Regions from separate parts of the Homo sapiens genome. Here region 1 is linked to region 2. Evidence: chromatin loops called from intact Hi-C (ENCODE). Cell type or tissue: MCF 10A. All regions are shown on one strand. Links, peaks and the distances in the headings refer to the core of each region. The heading gives the core; the rest is flanking DNA. Region 1 holds the start of LOC124902401 (a long non-coding RNA gene). Region 2 overlaps SVIL-AS1 (SVIL antisense RNA 1).

Region 1 (2,806 bases), core at 213-2,712, 67 kb before region 2:
GAAGAATTGCTTGAGCCCGGGAGTTCAAAACCAGCCTGAGCAGCATAGCAAGACCTCGTCTCTACAAAATAAAAATTTTAAAAATTAACCAGGCGCAGTGATGCACACCTGTCATCCTAGCTACTCTGGAGGCCGAGGCAGGATTGTCGCTTGAGCCCAGGAATTCGAGGCTGCAGTGAACCGTGATTGTGCCGCTGCACTCCAGACCTGGTGACAAAGGAAGACCTTGTCTCTAAAACAAATTTATAACAATAAAAAATATTTATGGATTTAATATTTATGGATAAAAATATTTATGGATTTAATATTTATGGATTTAATATTTATGGATAAAAATATTTATACCATTTGTGGATTATGCATTAGTGATATCAATAAGACCTGGCCCATCAGGTCCAGCACAGAGGGAAAAGGATCTAATTATTTGGCTTTTCCCTACTCTTTAAATTGTTTGAGCATCGGCTCAAATGAGTTTAGTGATCACCACCTTTTTTTTTTTTTTTTACCTTTTATCTTTCCCATGTTTGTTTGTCCAGCGTAAATACCTAAGATTTCTTCATTCATGCAATACAGTTAGCTGAAATAGCCTCAAGTTTGTGAAAAATAACCTTTCAGGATTCCAGTATTCAAGCACTGCCTATCAAGTCACATCATCATTGAGCTAAAGTAGGTTAGTTAACAATATCAGTTAATTAGATTCTTTTTTTGTGTATATCCTTCCCCTGAGGAAAGTTGAAGTGATAATTTTAAAAAATGGGTTTATAGAAAATAGTTTCTGTCTAAAGAAGATGGATAAGAATGATCAAATTCATTTGTAGGAAAAGAATAGGGCTTAGAACACCTGAGGAGAAACAGTCATAAACATCAAATTTTACCTCTAATTGAAAGGGATGATATTAAGAGACTGTAAGTGCTTCATGGCTTTATGTTTTTGTTTGTTTGTTTGTTTTTTGAGACAGAGTCTCACTGTGTCACCCAGGCTGGAGTGCAGTGGCACAATCTCGGCTCACTGCAACCTCTGCCTCCCAGGTTCAAGCGATTCTTGTGCCTCAGCCTCCCGCTGGCTAATTTTTGTATTTTTAGTAGAGATGGGGTTTCACCGTATTGGCCAGGCTGGTCTCGAACTCCTGACCTCGTGATCCACCTGCCTCAGCTTCCCAAAGTGCTAGGATTACAGGCGGAAGCCACCGTGCCTGGCCAGCTTTATGTTTTTAAGCCCATGTCTGCATCATTTTCTGTAACACAGCTTTAGTCCTTTAATGTTATTTCACAAGTGACCAGAAGGCGTCGCTAAAAGACATTTTTCTCTGGGGACGGTTCTCTTGCTTTCAGCCCAAGGCCAAGGAACAGACATCCTTGGCTGGAATGATGGTGCATCTTTTATCTAGCAAGTCAGATTTCAGCTCTGTGTTTCAATCAACTGTAAAATCTTCGGGCCATCTTAGAAAAGGGACTTTATTATTTTTCCAGACATGCTGTCTTCCGAATAAATGAAATTCAAAATGTTAAAACGAGGCGGCTGTGGTCATATCTTGGCCCAAGCCGCCTCTCTTACCTAGATTATGGTTCCATCACAAGGAAGAGTTTGGTGCTGAACTCTTTGTGGCGGGCATGTTTTCCTCCTAGATTGGCACTGTTGAAGAAAAGCGGGGAGGAAGATTGGAGAAACAGACTCAGCAGGAGGCAGGAGGGCGGCAAGGCGCCGGCCAGCAGCCTGCACACCCAGGAAGCAGGGCGGTCCCTCATCAAGAAGGTAACATTCCCCATGTTAGGAAAAGCCTTCCGACTAACATCACTCTTGGAAGTGCATCAAAAAGACAAGCGTGTGCCACCTAATTCCTACTCTGTGAAGCATTTGTGCATTTTTGCCCTTAGGGTACACACTGAGAGTCTGTCACAGAGCAGCTAAAATTGGGCAGAAGGCTGTGCCTGGAGATGTTTTAAAACTGGGATCAGCAACACACACACACTATGTCAGCAAGCAAGTGCCTGAATTTTAAAGTGTGGACTTTTTCTTCAGTTTAAAAACCTTCTTAAATGAAGTCTGGCTTTCATGTGTTATTAAAGCCTTTATAATGAAAAAAATTGAATTCACCACTAATATCTTTAAGTTCCATGTAAAATACAGACTTGTGTTTCCCATGCAGAGATTTTAAACCTAAGTATAAAAAATAAGGACATAATTGTGGTTTATGAGTATTTAGTTCATCATTTAAGCGTGTTTCATGAGTAGCTATGCCTTTTATTGAGAATGTACAGTAATGTATAAGTTGAAACAAAATTAGGTAATGCATGGTGATCAATACTAGCAAGCATTTCATATGCGAAAGTATTGATGAATTGTTAAATCACAGATGTGATGATGACCAGCTTTTGACCAGGTAGTGCACACTTTTGAAACTGATGGTGACTTACTTGCTGGCTGGCCCTACAATTGCAAATGCACCTTCTGGCTGGAGGCGAAATGATGCACCGGTGACACACTCCCTGGTCACTTTCTAGGATCAGAAGTCTTCAAGTAGAAAAGAAAAAGAATGCTTTCAACCCGATGATCCCCAGGCCCCTTCTAGCTCTAAAATAAGTTAAGCATCTGTGGAAGGGAGAGATGATGAGTGTGACTTTCATGCATTAAGAAACGTACATAAAAATGAGATGTGCACATAGAAGTGTGAGTCAGGAGTTCTGACACTATTTCCTCTGATACTTCTGTGTCTTCTTAGGTTTCACTGGAATGGCAATTTGAATTCTCTTCTTTGAGACATACATGGTGTTAAAGATGATTTAACTAAAGACATTTAAGCCTTGG
Region 2 (2,806 bases), core at 205-2,704:
AAATAGAGGATCTGGGCATTTCTTGGTGGCTGGATAATCTTCTTTCCCTCTGGGCACCATCCTGGGGAAATGGATTATTAAATAATCTATCTCTTCTCAATATCTAAGACACTTAAAGGAGAGTTAAGCCGATTTGCCTCCCAAAAGGGAAAACCAGGCCAGAGAGTTCTTTTCACCATATTATGCGGGTTTCTAAAAACAGCATTAAAATTTCACTTCATTTAAAATTTCAAACAATGTAGGATTAAAATGTAGACATCTCCCAATTCTACATTATCCATTTCATTCCTTAAGAGCAAAGAGTATTTGCAGTTTGGGGTGAAACCTTCTATACATTTGCTATGTATGTACCACACATACACGCGGGTGCAATGATTTCCTCCCTTCTGTGATGCCATCAGATGCAAAATCCAGGAGTGAATTGGTGCCACTCCTCCAGGTTACTGTCCCCTCCCATTGCGTCCTCTCCCACTGTGCCCCAAGTGTAGGCACACCCCAATCCCTTTCTCCACAGCAAGGCTGATCAAGTAAGTGATGGTTTGCATAGAGATACTGACATTTTGAGAAATAACTGGCAGGAATTACATCACCTAACAAGCCAGAAAATGAAACTAGATATTACACATTATTGCTCTGGAACTGGACAGCCTAGATTCATATCCCAGCTTTTCTACTCACTAATGGTCTGACTTTGAGAAAATTACTGAGGTGTCTCAATTTTCTCATTTGTGAAATGAAGATAATAATGGTACCTGCCTTATAGGATTGTTTACAGAATTATATTACATACATGAGAAGAGCCCATAGCCATGCTGGGCAAGAAAGAGAGCTCAGCAAATGTTAAATTTGTTTAACTCTTCAAAAAAATCATACATTATACTATAAGGCAGGGGTTAGCAAGCTTTTTTGGTAAAGGATCACATAGTAAATACTTTAGGCTTTGGGAGCCATGTGGTCTCTGCCAAACTCTTCAACTCTGCACAGGGGAAAACAGCCCTAGACGATACATAAGTGCATGAGTCTGGCATCTTCCAATAAAGCTTTATTTATGGATACTGACATTTGAATTTTATATAATGTCACAAGTCATGAAATATTGTTCTTTTAAAAAATTTATTTCTCAATCATTTTAATGTAAAAAATCATTCTTCACTCCTGGGCCATGCAAAATCAGGCGGTGGGCTGGATTTGGCCTACGGGCTGTAGTTCACCAACAAATCTCCTCACCACCATCACCCCACTTAGCCACTTCTGCACCCTCTCTTCACCAGGTCTCCATCTCCCTGTTTTTGCTCATCTTTCCTCTATAGGAGAAAGCAAAACTCAGTAACTACATTTCTACCCAAGAAGAGTCCTTTCCCATTAGGACACAGGGAGCATGGTCCCTCTGTCTCAGGCTGTACACTCCAGGTTGAGCTCTGCCCTCAACCTCTGCAAACTAGAGGGACCGGGGAAAATGATCACATGTGTTGTAGGTAGAAGCCTGCCCTCTGCTGGGGACATATATTTTGTCTGCATAGCGGTCAACTGCTTGAGTCCACCAACTTCTTTAACTTGTCCCTTGGTAATTGACATGGTTTGGATGTGTGTTCCCACCCAAATCTCATGTTGAACTGTAATCCCCAGTATCAGAGGTGGGTCCTGGTGGGAGATGATCGGATTGTGGGGGTGGATTTCTCATGAGTAGTTTAGCATCATCCTCTTGGTGCTATCGCAATAATGAGTGACTTCTTGCAAGATCTGGCTATTTGAAGGCATGGCACCTCTTTCTCTCTCTCTCTCTCTCTCTCTCTCTCTCTCTCTCTCTCTCTCTGTCTGTCTCTGTCTCTCTCTCTCTCTTCCTCCTGTTCCCACCATGCGAGATACCTGCTCCCCCTTTACCTTCTACCACAATTGTAAGCCTCCTGAGGCCTCCCTGGAAGCAGATGCCTGTGTTATGCTTCCTGTATAGCCTGCAGAACTATAAACCAATTAAACCTTTTTCTTAATAAATTATCCAGTCTCAGATACTTCTTTATAGCAATGCATAAACAGCCTAATACAGTAATGAGTGTTTCTATTATATTGTTTCCAGGTTCCAGGTTTGCACTATTACAAAGAATGCTGCATTTTCTCATAAAATCCTCAAACAACTCTATGAAAGGGGAACAATTTAATCCCATTTTACGGATAAAGGAATGGAGGCACAGAAAAATGAAGTAATTTGGCTAATCTCACACATGGTTATAATGGTTAAGTGGTCTGTGATGGTTAATACTGAGTGTCAACTTGACTGGATACAAAGTATTGATCCTGGGTGTGTCTGTGACCGTGTTCCCAAAGGAGATTAACATTTGAGTCAGTGGGCTGGGAAAGGCAGACCCACCCTTAATCTGGGTGGGCACCATCTAATCAGCTGCCAGTGTGGCTAGAATATAAGCAGGCAGAAAAATGTGAAAAGAGAGACTGGCCTAGCCTCTCAGCCTACATCTTTTTCCCATGCTAGATGCTTCCTGCCTTCAAACACAGGACTCTGAATTCTTCAGTTTTGGAACTTGGACTGGCTCTCCTTGCTCTTCAGCCTGCAGATGGCCTATTGCAGGACCTTGTGATCATGTGAGTTAATACTTACTAAACTCCCCTTTATATATATATATATATTCCATTAGTTCTGTCTCTAGAGAACCCTGACTAATACAGGGACCCTGGAGAATCTCCGACCTGCCCCACAAGTGTTTACATTAGATACTTTTATGCAGATGAGGGAACTTGCCCAGGGCCTTGTCTGAGCATGCCCACATGTGCACTTGGGAAAAGGTGGGGGGGA

Evidence for each region. Peaks named below come from ENCODE experiments on the same cell type or tissue, not always from the same donor. Only the 100,000 strongest peaks of a DNase experiment are listed, where the experiment ranks them.
Region 1: it touches region 2 in a loop (8-fold over the local background); 2 of 110 quality-filtered maps call a loop at or near these places.

The regions. Positions count from the first base shown.
Region 1 is chr10:29,511,682-29,514,487 of GRCh38, reverse strand. It overlaps SVIL (supervillin), which reads left to right. Exons shown (of 38, transcript NM_021738.3): 17 at 1,627-1,753. It overlaps LOC124902401 (a long non-coding RNA gene), which reads right to left and starts at 1,639. Exons shown (of 2, transcript XR_007062099.1): 1 at 1,556-1,639. In MCF 10A, for the core only: a CTCF peak has its summit at 1,286 (motif pointing right); a DNase peak (open chromatin) is centred at 1,297.
Region 2 is chr10:29,444,310-29,447,115 of GRCh38, reverse strand. The region is part of intron 2 of SVIL-AS1 (SVIL antisense RNA 1); the gene reads right to left. Among named protein-coding and RNA genes, the nearest start is that of SVIL-AS1, 36 kb to the right of the region's middle. In MCF 10A, for the core only: a CTCF peak has its summit at 1,487 (motif pointing left); a DNase peak (open chromatin) is centred at 1,475.